Linked DNA regions of Mus musculus: region 2 is linked to region 1. Evidence: chromatin loops called from intact Hi-C (ENCODE). Cell type or tissue: gastrocnemius. All regions are shown on one strand. Each heading gives the region's core, and the rest is flanking DNA. Links, peaks and the distances in the headings are about the cores only. Region 1 overlaps Frmd4b (FERM domain containing 4B). Region 2 overlaps Frmd4b (FERM domain containing 4B).

Region 1 (8,037 bases), core at 2,763-5,262:
ACAAATCTCAACAGTTTTCAAAACACTTGAGAATTTGGCAACATAAACAGTGAGCCTGGAACAAACCAAGTCTCATAGTGTCCCTACTTACTGCTGAGGCTTCCAGACTCTGAGCATGACGGAGCACAGCAGACACCTTGAGCTGAGTTGGAGTTGGAAGATTGAAGAACTGAACTGAAAAGACTCTGTAGAACAGAGCCCCGAGGGAAGCAAGATGGGGCTTGGGGGTACTGGGCAGACTAGCAACCACCCTGCATGAAGGATTACCTGAAGGTGGAAGCTCATGAAAGGCTGGAAGTGAACAGTGCTTGGTCCTCATTCAGGATGGGAAATGGTACATGATGCCTTAAGGCAGACTAGGAAACCTTTGAATTCCGGGTACCCAGAAGCAGACCCAGGAGTCTTGCCCAGGTGATGGGAAACAGTTAGTTGACAGTAGAGTGAGCTCTGTTCTGGGCTTGCCTACCAAATCATAAAAACAAGTCTGGAAAAAAGCAAACTGCATCCTAATAACTAGACTGCACCCAGAAACAAATACGAAGAATATTTATGTGTGGATAAAAGCAAGTAGCGTTCAAAAAGATAAAATTAGTAATATCTAGGGGGTTGGTGAGATGACTCAGAGGTAAGAGCACTGGCTGCTCTTCCAGAGGATCTGGGTTCCATTCCCAGCACCCAAATCAGGCACATCAAATTTTAAAACTTTTAAGAAGATACAACAAGCAATTGCTTAACAGGCAATCACATGTCATCAGGCTGGCAAAACATGGCTAGAAGGAAAAATGACGTCAACCCAAGACCACCCAGAACTGAGGCATAAATTAGTCTATGTGGCCAAGGATAGGAAAATACCTATCACTATTACATTTTGTATGGTCTGAAGTTAAGTAGTCACATATACCTGTACAACATCTCTTTTTAAAAAATCCTTCTTATAATAAATGCTCAAACACCCCCCGAGGATACAACAACAGAAACGACATGAGGTAATATGCATACACACACATACACACACATGTATGCACGCACACACATATGCACGTACACACACATGCACTTGTACACATGAACACATGCCAACCCTCATACATGCGTACAAACATAGACTGCCCCCCCACCACATATGCACACAGACATGCACACATGGGAAAAATATACAACAACAAACATGCAACCAAAATAAACCAAAACAGAATACCTCAACCCTAAATGAAAACAAAGAAACAACTTAAGCCTTAGAGTCACTTCTAATGGCCTGGTACCAGCTCCTGAGACTATGGCCACAAACCCAGGTGGGGTAACATGACTGAATGTGGAGTTTGTGAGAGAAAAAAAATCTGGCAACAGTAAAAGGTTTCTGAATATGCCACAACCAAAGCCTGATTCACAGTCAGCTGTGTGAGGAACCAGATGTTTCAGGCGGTGCTTGCCTGTGTTGCCTCTCTCCACATCACTGCAGGCTCAGTTCTGAACACACAGCATGCATACTTTGCCCTGTGCACAGCTTACATAAGAACATGCCAGCTAGCAATGCCTGAAACCAGACAACCCACAGTTACCTACGCTGAGTGTTAGGTACTGGAGTGTTTTGAATGTGCGTGCAAGCTTTTCTCCACTTGCAGAAGTATAATGATTTCATTATGAAGAACAAAGAATGGTGCTACCTCCCTACCACGATGTCTCAGCATGGAAGTACCAAATTAGTGTCTCTTTGGATTGCAGTGTATCAGAACACTTGATTTTAAACATGGCTGTTTGGGTAGGTGGCTTGAGTTTCATGGAGTTTCACTTGGGATTAGGACCAAATTTCCAACAATTTCTCAAATGTCCTTGAAACACAACACTTCTGCTACATCTGCATTTCACAGTTGTATGAAAAAGTGTTCTTAGCACTGACAATTATAACACCAAAATGTTAGTTAACTATGAAAAATTTTGAAGATTTCCTACATCCTATAATAACCAACCTTCAGCCAAGATTGAATTCTATATATAAAAATAAACACATCCATTTCAGTAGTATGAACATTTACTTTTAGCTTTAAAAAAATGGTAAGATGTGTGCATATATCAAAAAATTGTTTTAAAATGAATCTCTATATGATTTGTTACCAATAATTTTGATACCTATTTTATATACCTAGATGTCTGGAGTCACATAAAAAAAGAGGTCACAAGGAGATTACTGATCACCCAGCTCAGCCAAATTGTTGAGTCCCAGGTCCTAGTGAGAATCTGTCTCAGAATACAAGATGGACAGACAGTTCCTGAGGAAAGACATCCAAGGTTGTCTGATCTGTACCGGCACATGCACACACATGCACTGGCACACATATGACCCACATACGTGTAAGCATACACAAATACCTCGCAAATACCACACCCCCCACATACACACCCCTTTCTAAATCTAATATAAAGAATAAACCTAGAAACCCAAAACACTTAAGTCACAAGAAACACGAAGAAAGCTGTATCACGGTATTGATACACATAATCAAACTGTCTCAAGTGGAAACTTGGAAAAACAGCTGGAGAAAAAGACACTTCACACACTGAGCCACAAAGACTTGGTGTGGCGGCAGATACCCCATCAGCAACAACATAAGAAAAATCATAATGAATCATTATTTTTGTAGAAATGAAAAAACTGCCAATGTATGCTTTTATATCCTATGGACTAACATTCAAAAACTGAAGACAAAGGCCAGCCAGTGCTTTCAGAAAGAAGCTTGGAAGGATAAGTCACCAGCAGACTCACATGGTATGGGGAATGTTACCCAGTGTCTTTCAGGTGGAAGAAAAGTTAAGTCAGGCAGAAAAGAGTGAATGAAGACAAAACAGAAATGGGGGCCCCAGTGATAACCATGCTTTTATAGTGTTTAAATATCTTTGAAGGTGATCAAAACTTCACACAGAAGTAGTGATGTCCCCAGTATCTGCAGCAGAGCCAAAAGTGAGGCATGATGGGAACTGTCTACACGGAGAAACGGAAGGAGCTCACAGGATGTGTGCAATGCTGGGGCTTCCCTGAGACAGATGTGGTTCGCTGAAGATGTATACCGTCAACTCAAAAGCAATCATGAAGACAGCAAACCAAAGAGAGTTCATCCAACCAGGGCGGTAAAGTGAGGTCATAAAACACTCAGTGAAAGGCCGGCGAGATGCTAAATCCCTTGCCGCGCAAGCACTAATCCTCAGAGCTCATGGGAAGCCAGGCACAGTCTGTGTGTAATTCCAGTGCTCACGGGGGATAGGAGACAGTGCTAGGAGACTAAAGAGCCAGGCAGTCTGGCAGACACAGTATGTGAGCACGGTCTCGGACAGGTGGTAGGTGAGGATCATCTCCCAAGGTTGTCCTTGAACTTCCACACATGTGCATTGGCAGGGATGTATAGTTACTCACATATGTACATATACATACATCACACACACACACACACACACACACACACAAATTCAACAGAAATAAAAAAACATAGGAAGGTGCCACACCTGCACCAGGGCTGTCAGTAGTCATAGCATATATAACTAGCATAAATACTCCAGTGAAGAGACAGAGTATGAAGGCCAGCGCTGACTCGAGCCTGAGGGTCTTGAGTTTTCTGTTACTCATGTAAAAGAGAGAACGGACTCCACCCCTGAAAGCTTCCTTCTGATCTCCCTATGTGTGCCTTAGAGTGTGCAGCCCTGCACCGTGACACACACAATACAAATAAATAAAGATTAAAAAAAAAATAGCCTGGGCTGCATAACAACAGTCTTTCCCCAAACCCAGCCAGCTCCCTCCCCAAGGCCCACACTAAGGCCATACAGAAGCAAATGAAACCAAACCAAACTAGGCAGGCATTTCAACTTAGCTGCTGTATCACTTCAATCCCGACCCTCTCTCTCTCTCTCTTTTTTTTCTGAAATGTTTAACTGATGTTTGTAAAAGTAACTCGTCCTTGAGGGACAGAAACAAAACAGAGGAAAACAACCTCAGCTGGCCCACGACTAAAGAGAACCGACCTGCTGCTGAAAGTGGTCAGTCGAGCTCAGCTGCCAGCTCTGTTTCCTTGGAGCTAAGGTGGGAGTGGCCTTAGGGACTGGCAGGCTGGACGGGAACTGGGATTGCTTTTTTTTTTTTTAAGTATGGTGAATGCTAAAACGAGGAGGCTTCCTGCACTCTGAAGGGATCCATCTTTCTGTCTTTCTTGCTCATACCGTGGGGAGCCTCCCTTGGCTACCTTTGAAGCAGTGACTTAGTGGAGGTGTAATTATCCCGCTTCACCATCCGGCATCTGAAGAAGGGCCCAGGAGGGGAGGGCTGAGGAGAGTGCCTGGGGAGGGGAGAGGGGTTGGGATGGGGTGGGTTGAGGAGAGGGCCTGTTGAGGAGTGGGTTGGGGGGAGGGGTTGCGGAGGGGTAGGTTGGGGAGCTGATATTGAGGAGAGAGACTGTATTCTTTCCCAAGTTAGGATGTAAAAGGGCAGGCAAGACCATGTCACAGTCTCCGGGGAGACATCCCACGAACACACAAACAAGTGTCTTACCTTGTGTACACAGGCCTTTGCGTTCAGGAAAAACAGCTCCACGGTGTTCTTATCCTTTAGGAAGGATATGCTCTCGATGTAGAACCTGAAAGACAGTGTACGGAGTTCAATCCTTCAGACTTGACTTCCAGCTCTTGGCATGATTTCATTTCCTCAAAGACAGCGTTAAGGAGCCACATGGTCCTGCTTTGGTTTTTATGTCGCACACCACCTCAGTGCTCCCACACACCTACCTGCAGATGAAGTCGCCTACAGAGCATTAACTGTGTGTAGGCCGTGAGTTAAAGTGAGATTCAGCATGGGGTCCACCTGCAAACACTGTGTGTGTGTGTGTGTGTGTGCTCTCCCCCACACACAACTCATTCCGTGAACACACAAGCCCGGTGAAGAGCCCAGAGCAAGCAGGCCATGTCATCTGAATGTCAAGGCATCCTGCTGGTCCAGCAGTGACCAGCGTTGGGGTTGGTGGGGGACTCCAGGCCTTACCCCATCTCACACAGAGTTACAGTTAGGCCGGCTCTTTCCCTTTCTTTGCGGAGCTAGGGTTTCCCTTGGCTGGAAGCCAAGCTCCCCTTAGCTGTTAGTTTTGCTCTTTTCTCATGCAAATCAGGGCACAACAGGCCTCATTCCCCTTGCCCTTTTTAAGATTTTCCTTGTACAGTGTGTGAGCCAACACAGATTCTAAGTTCCCTTTTAGCTGGGGGTGGGGGGATGGGGGTGGGGGGGGAGGGTGGTTCTGACAGCTTTGAGATGGGAAGGGAGGAAGGCATCGAACCTTCCTCAACAACACACAGTGCTAAAAGCTGTCTAGGGAGGACTGGGGCTCTGCGCTGAGCACAGGTAAACCTGAGCCCTGGCATTTTTTTGAGTTCTAGAATCTTCTTGTTAAATTATACAGGAGGGACATAATGTCCTAGGGCAACTCACACAGCTGGGGTCCTCAAAAGGAACTTGCTCTCAAACCAGTGAGAATGGAAACACAAGAGGACTGTGGTAGGGGAATGATCTCCTCAGGCCATAGGGAAGTCACATGGGGAAGTCACATGGGGAAGTCACATGGGGCTTGGGCATTTTGTTACTTTTTTCCTTTCTTGTTAATGAAATATGTGAGCCACTAATGCAGCTGAAAAGGCTGTAAAAGAAGTTGTCACCGAAATGTTAAGATGGTTTGGAAAATGGCACCTCTGTGTGTTGCCTTGTCAGGCCGAGGCTCCAGGAGGAGAATAAATCTGGGATATTTGTACTTAAAAGGGTTTAGCTCACTGCTAAGTGAGATTAATGGAGGCTGGGAGACTTGGTTTTTGAAAAGTGTGAGGGCAGGAAAGGAAATGAGGAGTTATGGGAAAACAGGCTTTTGAATAAGAAAAATCTAGACTGTCATCTCTGTTTATTAACATGAACAGAGGTGTGTAGTCTTGTGTCTTTATCAAGGTAAGTGTCATGGCTGAACTTATAACTTTGGAGAGTTGAAGTTAGATATTAAGTGTGAACTATTTTCTTTTTAATCTTATGATTGCTAAGAAAATCTCTCCCCTGTCCTTCTGATTCATGGATGGCACTGGTTTTCAACCTTCCTAATGCTGTGGCCCTTTAATACAGCTCCTCATGTTCTGGTGACCCCCAGCCACAAAGTTACTTCCATTGCCACCTCATAACTGTAATTTTGCTGCTGTTATGAATCATAATAGAAATATCAGATATGAAGAGGGTCTTAGGCGACCCCTGTAAAAGAGTCATTTGATCCCAGAGGGTTGCAATCCACAGGTTAAGAATAGCTGCTGTATAGCAGGAATAAAGTGACATGTGCCATCTGATCTACATAGATCCTTTTGTATCAGGGGGAGCTACTGATACTTTACTCGGAGGGCTCTCCTGTGATCACAAGACATTACACAACAAATGGGGTGGCCAGTACAATGCCTAGGTATGGTAAGTGTTAGCATTCTGTCTAAAGTCCACCCCTACTGTTACCTGGCAATAACCAGGTATGCTCCTCCCCACAGTCTTTGACTCTATAAAGATAACCCAAGGAGGTTTCCAGTAAGAGACTGGAGGGGCAGCATCAGGATCCTGGCTGTTGATCTGCCTCCCGCCATATGCTGGGCTATGCTCAGAATTCTCATGTATTCTCCCGTTTAACCGTCACAGGCTCAGGTCTGTTATCATCCTTTCATGGGAATAGCCACGGAAAGTCAGAGCTCTGCTTGAAGAATAGGCTACATCTGACTTGGCCTCTTTCGACTCTATTGAGAATACTGTTAACTTCTTTCTGGCTGCCTCTCCAGCTGCTGCTGGGTGAGCAGTTGTACAGGAAGCTAAGCCCTCAGGAACCGCAGCTATCTCATTTATGTTAATAAACTTATTGAGAAACAAGACTGGTGTCATCATTAGTGTACTAACATGTATGAACATATGTTTTCTCTCTGCCTTCAAAACAGCAAAGCCAGCACTTCTGGGCAGCAGCGAGCAGGTGATAGATCTTGAGCTAAAGTGTACAGTTGGAGCTGCCTAGAAGGGAGAAGCTCCCCCAGAGAAGAGATCTCCTAGCCCAGAATCCCCTGCCATACCAAAGACTCCCAAACCTACCTTCCATTCCAAGAGTCTCTATTTCTATCCCTCCTTTACCTTTTAAAATCACACTCTGTATTCAATAGAATATCTCCTGTCCAAAAGATTCATTTTGTACATTGTTGAGAGTACAGCGATGAAAACAGAACATTCATTGTCAACCATCAGCCAGCCAGACATGAATTTATTTATGACTAGAAATTATACCTTTACCAGACACTGAATACCTGATTGGCAACAAACATTGAGAAAGATAACGGGGAAGTTAGGGGCAGTAATGACGGTATTGATAAGGACAGTATTGATAACCATTTACCTAGAGTGCTCTAGGAGCTGGCCACTGGGTAGGAATTCCCCATATTGTTTTTATCTCCACTTTTTAGGTTGAAGAGAACTAGAGAACGTACTTGCCAAACAGAAACATTCAGATCTGTAGAATTGGCTACTGAGTGACAACCTACTTGGCTCAAAAGGATCAACTATATCACACCATTCTCATCCAAAGACACTGAAGATGAACAGGTTTCCCTTCAGAGACCACCCGTCATAAAGGAGAAGCAGCATACACAGCCATAACACAACACGCTGATTACTCTCATTCAGGCATTCTGTCACTCTGGACTACTGCAGTGACTACCTCTCACAGAATAGAACTGTACAAAAACCATAAGCGCAATGGACTTTCACTCTGATGAGGTCATAACAATTCTTTCACCCTATTTAAAATCCAATTCTCATTCAGATTTTCTCTCTCTCGCCAGCACTTTCTTCTTAAATTCTGTATCTGAATCAATAACACTGAATTGATCTGCAAGGAAAATCACATGTGCGAAGCCAGAAGGCTGCTGGTTGGATATGAATTGGTGAGGTTGAGCAGGGGACTATCCTTGGAGGATGGGAGAATATACTCTGATGTGTAGGTGTGTGGCCCATGC
Region 2 (8,037 bases), core at 3,320-5,819, 90 kb before region 1:
AAGCCAAGCAGACATGCCAGATGGGTTTTGTTCCCCTTTGAAGACCTGAGGCCTCTGAGGCCACAGGCTCATCCTATGGGGGGTGGGGGGGTGGGGCTTTATTGGTTAAGGTGTGGCATATTCACCACCAACACGTGCATTTTCAAAAAATAAATGGCGTGTGTGTTGGTCTGCAGCTCAAAGCAGGACCCTGAAGTAGTGAGATTTTACTTATGATCAAACTCAAAGAAAAAGCAGTCTAGGGGAGGGGTGCAGGGGGTGGGGCCAGTACAGGGAAGTGGCTTCCCGAAATACTTCAAATCATATCAGACAGATAGTCAATCAGGTGGTTACGTATAAAGAATTACAAGGAAGTTTTCAGTCCCTTGATAGGAAGCACATCCCGTCCCAGGACACACTGAACCAATATTCGCCACTGTCACACACATAGTGCTTATTATGGCCTATAGGAAATGGTAAAAATGACATGAAATCTAATTTCATAAGATGAGCTTTTCTTCCTAAGGAAGATAAAATCAATCCCCACTTCTCTAGAAGGCAGTGCTATGCAAAGGGTACACTATAGTTTCCTGGTTTGATGCTGGACTCCAGATATGGAATCTATCACCACTGGAAATTGCTAGGTGAAAGACCGCGTAGCTTACACAGTTCTGAGTCTTTATTTAAAATACAAAGTTTAAAAAGAAACACAAAGTTTAAAAACAGAACTTTAACACCCTTACAGACAGACTTATTCATGCTATGGGTTTCTGATTAGGTGGACCTGTTTTTAATACTAGCCTGCATATACGATAATTAGACCTCCCTCCCCTATCATTTGTATAAATAAAGTTAGTTTATTCTCCTTTTCTTCAAAGAGAAATAAGTAGGCTTCCCTTTGATGTTGTTGTTGTTGTTGCTCTTTGTTAGACAGAGTCTTATGTTTAGAACTCATTATGTAGCAAAGGAAGGCCTTGAACTTCTGCCTGTCTTGGTTCTGTTTTCCAAATACTGGGACCATAGGTATGCATCATAAGACCTGGATGATTGGTGTTGGGGATCAAACTCAGGGCACCATGCACATTAAGCATTCTAACAGCTAAGCTACATCTTGTGCCCAAGTTTACATAAATTAAAAAAATTATCTTAGGAGCAGGAAAGAGAGAGAGAGAGAGAGAGAGAGAGAGAGAGAGAGAGAGAGAGAAGGCTCAGTTGTTAAGAGTGCTTACTTTACTGAATTTTACAAGGACCTGAATTCAGTTCCTAGTACCCAGGTCAGAAAGGGTAACAAAATGGCCTGTAACTCCAGCTCTGGGGGATCCAGGTTCCTTGGGTACTCACATATATATGGTCTACACACACACACACACACACACACACACACACACACAAATAAAAATCTTAAAAAATGATCTTCACTCTTTAGAGTATCTAATGTTTTTAAGTGATAAAAGGAGCCACTTACGGTCGTCATAGGTGGTGGTGTCGGACAAAGAACTGCTTTCCGATGGAATGATGTCTTCTGTGAATATAAATAGCTGCCTTTAGGATAATTGTGCATTTATACAATTAGAATGAGTTCAGCGAAGCAATTTTCAACTGAGTGCATTTTATTTTCATTTAGATAAATGTAAGCAATTACAGCGCATTAAGAATAATTAGCTGTTGTCGGAATCACTTACATTCTACTGGAGATAAAAACCATCTGACCTATTGTGCAGATGTTACAATGGATTACTCACTCCTCAGTATCCAGAGGGGAGACTGGTTCTTGGTCTCCCCGAGGATAACAAATCTGAGGGTGTTCCATAGTTCTCTTGCACACTGTGGGTACTGTCTCTATTACTTATAATTCTTAATATCCGTTCTATTGTAATGCTTATCAAATAATATGTTTAGTGCAAAGACAATATTCCCACAAATATTTTGAGTTGAGGCTGGCTGTTATCTGCAGATGTGGAATCTGAGGCTGGAAGGGCTAGCTAGCTATGTTTCTTTTTTCCTTCTCTCTTACTTTCTCAATCTCCTCTCCTCCCCACCCCCTTTCTGGAGACAAGGTTTTATACAGAAGCCCAGGCTGCTCCTGAATTGTCTACATAACTAATGATAACCTTGACACTTCCAAGTCCCAAGTGCTAGGATTGCAGGCATGCACTACCATGTCTGGTTTTATGTGGTGTTAGGGACTGAACCCATGACTTCATGTATTCTGGGCAATACTGATCGAGTGAAATTTTCAGCTCTTAACTGTATCACTTTCAATAGGATTAAAAGTCACAGAGTTTGGGTCTTAAGCTAGTTTGCAATGTTTTCTATACCTTGAGACTGAATTCCATATTTGTTCTAAGGAGCTCTTCTGTACAATGCAGAAACAGTGTCTGCTTACAGATCAAAAACAGCCATCTTACCCTCAATGCTGTCAACCCCCAAATGCCCACAAATATCACCAAATATTTCTTAGGGTGTGGGCCTGAAGGGCAAAACTGTCCCTACTTTAAAAGCTCTGAATCAGAAGATCTGAGTTTAAATCTTGTTTTTGTCATTTATTGTCCACGGGAGCTTGGGCAAGTTGCTTCATCTCACTAAGAATCTTTGGCTCAGCTCTGCAGTGGGGAAAACAACAGTGCCCATTGCACAGTGCTGAGATGAGCTATTTGATTAACTAATGGCATGCAGATTTTAGCCAGCTCCAGGCACACAACAAATGCTAGATAAATACCAACTATACTTCTTCATTTTATTACCCGTACTTGGCTGTCTGACTGGGAGTGACAGCCATAGTGCTTTGAACATTTCTGATGCCCATTTGGTAGAATAGAGTCGGCTCAGATGTGTTGATATGATTTTGCAAACCATCCCACATTCAGCATGGAGTGTTTTGGTGGAAGGTTCTAGCCAAATACAACACCTCAGTGTAAGTTTTAAAACCACTGTGAAGGGACCGTCATCATTCAAAGTCAAATGCTAATCTTTATTCGAGCCGGGTGGACTCTCTCTTAATTAGAGCACAGTGGAACTTGAAGGCGAGATGCCAGGATAGTCAGCTGCTGGGTTCACTTACACAAACATCTATCCAAAAGATGCTCAACCAATGGTACCATCTGCTGTCCAAATGCCAGCCACCAAAAAGGAGAACACTTGGGGCTAGCACAGCTTGAGGGTGAATTGGCTGTGACAAATGGCCATGAACATAACGCACACTGTTAATCACCCATGTCTGGAGGCAAAGAACGCAACCATCATCAAACCAACTGGATTGTACCTTTAGAGTCTCCAGCTCCAGTGGACTAACATTTGTGTGTTAATGTCTGTATATTCGCTTCCAGAAAGTCATGTCTCAGCTTGATGAATCATAGGCTCTAAGCCTGGCCTGCTCTAAACTCAGCTTATCTAATAGAAAATGTATGATTATTTCGTGTTCCTGTGAAGATGTAAGATAGCAGTTATGATGATAACCCATCAGCCAGTGGAGGAATGGCCTCAATTTTTCAGGCGTTAACACACAAAGGGGAGGAAAGGCTTGGGTTTAAAGAAATAATCAATAATTGTCTCTAAAAACCACATTAGTGTTTGCATAAGGTCAATTGGACTTTAAATTGACATAAAAAGACTTCGCCATTTGTTTTATTATTTTTTTTCCTGAATATGAACTTCATAGATACAAGATGTTGAGAATCTTGGAAATAGAAGAGAATTGGTGTGCTTGCAACTCTGTGGCGATTAGTATTTTGAAATAGTTCCCTATCAGTCATCCTGTGCGCAGGTTTATACAAAGTCAGAATTACCTTGTGGTTATAATCTTATCTCTCATCTTTCCGCATTCCATGTTATCATTTACCATTTGCCTACTCTTCCCCTCCCCTCCCCCCATTCGCCTGCTCTTAAATACTCTCTTGCAATGGGATAATCATAGGACCCCCTTCTCTATCAGCACACGTGCAAGAACGGTCTCCAAGAAAATGCAGGGTATGCTGCATTCAAACATCTTGCAGAAAGGCTTCTATCTAAAGCTCAGTGTTCTGACGTGCCGGCATCGTGAAAAGTATATGGGGCAGTGACTCCAGGCCAGTTACAGGGAGTCTGTTATATCGTGAGCCAACATTCCTGTGAGCCTTTACCCTGAAAGTTCATATCCTGTCCTATGGAACTGCAACGGTGAGCCTGCTGCCGTTGACACACGCCTTTGACACTGAAAATTCAACTGTGTCTACCCGGTTGCTTTGGATGCTGTTCTGCTCTTTCACCAGAGTGAACAAGCTGAGGACTGGAACATCCCAGCAGGAGACCTGAGCAGGGGCCTGCCCACAGCTCACCATTACCCACCTGGTGGGACAACGGCAGCCTTCTGGCTGGGCTTCTTGCCACATCGGATTCGGTATTCGTTGATGGAATTTTCAATCTCCTGCAGTCTTTTCACAGCGTCTGTGTAATCTTGCTTTCGCTTTTTCTTCACGGTTTTACAAAGGTCGGGCTCACTGGCGAGCTTCTTTGCAGCCTCAACCAGCTTCTGCTGTATCAGGAAATTGCTCTCCAGTTCTTGTAAAGCCGGATCCTGCATTTAGACAATGACACAGCTTTATTTTTATGTGTGACACACATAGTCACTCTCTCGCATTATGTCTGGATAGTAAGGAAAGATTCTTGCATGTTCCTGAGTAATCCACCCTTTGGGCACGAAACTGTCCACATTTGAATAATGCAAGCATCCTCAGACCCTCTCTAGGAAGACAAGACCTATCTCATCCACCTTCACATCACCTCACAGTCCAACCTCTTCTTTTTTAAGGAGGAAAATGACTTTGCATCCATTCTCTTGGCTGGCATAAGGCCAGTTTTCAGAAAGAGACTCTAACCTGTGACTCACACGTGAAGAATGTTACATTCATAGGTGGCCCTTTAGAGACACGTCGTTTGGGTCTGACTACCCTTTCTGGTTGTTCCTGGTAGCATGACTGAATATACTACTCATAAATAATCTTTTAATCCTTTAGCTTTCTGAATTTGCAAAAGGAATAAAGTACTTTATGAAAGCGTGCTAAAGATAAGCCGACACACCATGCGAGGGGCTTAGGCCAGACCTGAGTGCATAGGCAGGTACTCAGCAAATATCAAAACTTGCCTCTATTACAAATGGCAGCTGAGATAGTGAAATTCCTGTAACAACCACGGGGTGGGTCATAATGGCATAATTGCTAGTGAGAGCATACACTCTGTTGACCATCAAATCCTTTAACTTAATTATACTGAATGTTGTATATGCTATCTCACTTAACCCTTACTGCACCCTTCAGAGGGGATGGGCACCATGATGACCACTTTATAGATGAACGGACACTCCAGGGTGATGAAACAATTTGCTGAAGGCTACTTGGTTTTAAGCAGAAGGATCTGAAGCTAAATTCCAATCTTAATTTCTGTAATACTATTGATAACTTCTTCCCAGGGCTCGTAGAATGCTCTCCATGACATGGCGAACAAAATAATAAGGATCTCAATTTTGCTCCGAGCGTGCATGAAAGAGTGTGCCATGTGGTCTATTTCTGTGGCTCAGAGAAAAATCTACAGCATGATTCTGAACCGAGGGAATAGATGGAGGGTAGGGAACAGACAGCTCCTCCATCCTGTGCACACCACGGCCCAGCGCCACCATCATACCTCCTCAGTAGGCAGTAAGTTGTCATCTAACTTGAACGTGGTCCCCACTCGCCTCCTGACCTGAGGGGGCTTCTCGCCTATGTTCAGTGGATACTCCTTTGGCATTCTGCCCGTGAGCTCCTGTAAAACAGGACAGGGTCAAGAGCACGTAAGCGACACAGTTACCCAACACAAAGCCAGCAAGGCCAGGGGCCACTCACGGCCTCCCGCAGGCAGATCTTCTTCAGCTCCTCCACTTTCTGCAGGAGCTTTTCTTGCAACAGCTTCTCCTTCTTCTTGAGTTCCAGAATCTTCTCCCGCTTTTGCTCCTCCATGCCTTCCGAGTCCTGAGAACCTGGAGTGGGGGCAGGGCGGGGAGGTTCACACCGGGCCTGTTTCCTTCCTTGCTGAGTAAGGGACAAAGGGCTGGGGAGGCGAGCTGGGCCCCAATGCTGCTTTTATTTCTTTTCTCCTTGTTTCTGAACATAATGAAAGGAAACCAGGAGACCGTTCACATGCTCCTGGCCATCGGGAAAAGCCTGGTAAGAAAATGTCTCCTGCACTTCGTGGCTGAGTCATTTTGGAAGCCCCAATAAAATGCTATGGGATTCAGGCATACACAAGGAGAAATTGCATTTTTTTCCTCTTTTCTTTTCTTTTCTTTCCTTTTTTTTTTTTTCCTTTTGGAATGAAGGGAAGATGGTCCCTGAGAAGGCCCCACTCCGTTTTTTTTTTTTTTTTTTTTTTTTTTTTAAGAAAGTAAGCAAGCAAGGCAATGGAATGTTCTATGCAAAGGAACCCCCCACTCCCCTTACTTCACCTACAAGCAGAATTAGAGGGGAATTAGAAAAGACAAGCCATTTAGTGACGTTCCACAGACTTAGCGATAAGAGACTCCAGACCTCCCACAAAGGAAAGGGCTGGGTGCAACGATTACAGTCTAGGAACTAGGTACTTGCCACTGTGCACAGATAGACTTTTATGTTCTGTGGAGAATTCGTGGCATCAACCCGGCAGGGAGTCAACATCTTTTAAGACAGCCTTGGGTACTCGGTATCTCTGTATGTCATGGTATTTATACAGCTTGACTACTTTCAATTTAGCTTCATATTCTTTAAAAATCGTTAAAGGATGGCTGGCGGTGGTGCATCCCAGGGCAGTAAGTTTGAGGCCTGCAGGGGTTATACAGTGAGCCCCTATCGCAAAATAAATAAATAAATACATACATCAGATTAAAATGAATTCAAAGCTTTTGCATACTGTTGCATTTTAATAAAACATCTTTGGTTTGGTTTTTATTGTTTTGTTTTGGGCCTCAACAAGTTGCATTTGGAAACGATCTGTAGCAAACACACAAAGATTGCTTATACTTTCTTTCTTTCTTTTTTGCTTGTTTGTTTGTTTGTTTGAGACAGGGTTTCTCTGTATAGCCCTGGCTGTCCTGGAACTCACTCTGTAGACCAGGCTGGCCTCGAACTCAGAAATCCGCCTGCCTCTGCCTCCCGAGTGCTGGGATCAAAGGCATGCGCCACCACACCCGGCTTTATACTTTCTTGAACAGGGAAATACCTGAGGATATCAGGCTGCCATTGCTTGCCATGATGAACTGACTCTTTGCTTCCAGAGTCACCAGTTTGGAGCCCCTCTGTGTTCCAGTCTCTGTTAAGTCCATGGCGATGTCGTCTAAGCTTCTGGCTGAAGGAATTTTTGCCTATGAGGTGAATAACATTGAAGTGTAATTAACATAATCACATTTTAAAGCAATACAACGATTAGGTTACTGTGCAATCAAAGATGTCAACATGGGGCAGTTTAGATCTGTAAAGTGGGACTTTGAAAAGAACAGAAAACTTTAGTTTTGTAAGTGGAAGTTTTCAGCAAAGCATGCAGGATCCAGTCACTAACTTTAAAATGTCACCAGCAATGTCACCGCTGGAGGAACATATGCATACCAAATGTCACAACCTTTAAATTTTATATATATATATATATATATATACATATATATATATATATCCCATCTCTTAAAAAAATATATGAAAAAAAAACAAGACAGTTGGCAGCAAAGTTTAAAACATTTTTTTTCTTACATGTTTTCTGAGAAAATTCATTTCCGAACAGAGAGAAAAAGGACTAGAGCCCCTCCAGAAACTCACTTTGCTCTGCTTCCGGTCCAGGTAGAACTGATGCTGGCTAATGGCCATTACCCAGATGGACTTGATGAGAGAAGAGTTTGCATACCAGGTTTGTACAAACAGGCCACTCTGTCCAAAGGTTCTTCTAGACACTGAAATCCTAAAACACGAAGAAAGTCATGAGTTATTCACCCCTGGGCCAGCAGCACATGGTGTGTACCTAGCCGACAGAGCTGTCCCACACTGTGCCTTCCTTCCCTCTGTCCTTCTGGGCCATAGACTTTGCCTG

The links. Hi-C counts contacts between places; a loop is a spot of excess contacts. Peaks named below come from ENCODE experiments on the same cell type or tissue, not always from the same donor. Only the 100,000 strongest peaks of a DNase experiment are listed, where the experiment ranks them.
Region 2: it touches region 1 in a loop (1.8-fold over the local background); 4 of 42 quality-filtered maps call a loop at or near these places.

What each region holds. Positions count from the first base shown.
Region 1 is chr6:97,391,659-97,399,695 of GRCm38, forward strand. It overlaps Frmd4b (FERM domain containing 4B), which reads right to left. Exons shown (of 23, transcript NM_001346637.1): 5 at 4,535-4,619. Among named protein-coding and RNA genes, the nearest start is that of Frmd4b, 92 kb to the right of the region's middle. In gastrocnemius, for the core only: no CTCF peak of the experiment used is centred there; DNase peaks (open chromatin) are centred at 4,060, 4,372 and 5,063; H3K4me3 peaks cover 528 bases; H3K27ac peaks cover 750 bases.
Region 2 is chr6:97,300,845-97,308,881 of GRCm38, forward strand. Frmd4b (FERM domain containing 4B) reads right to left here. Exons shown (of 23, transcript NM_001346637.1): 13 at 7,770-7,908; 14 at 7,183-7,324; 15 at 5,835-5,968; 16 at 5,635-5,754; 17 at 4,303-4,531; 18 at 1,445-1,501. Among named protein-coding and RNA genes, the nearest start is that of Gm32191, 52 kb to the left of the region's middle. In gastrocnemius, for the core only: no CTCF peak of the experiment used is centred there; DNase peaks (open chromatin) are centred at 4,294 and 5,726; H3K4me3 peaks cover 979 bases; H3K27ac peaks cover 1,192 bases.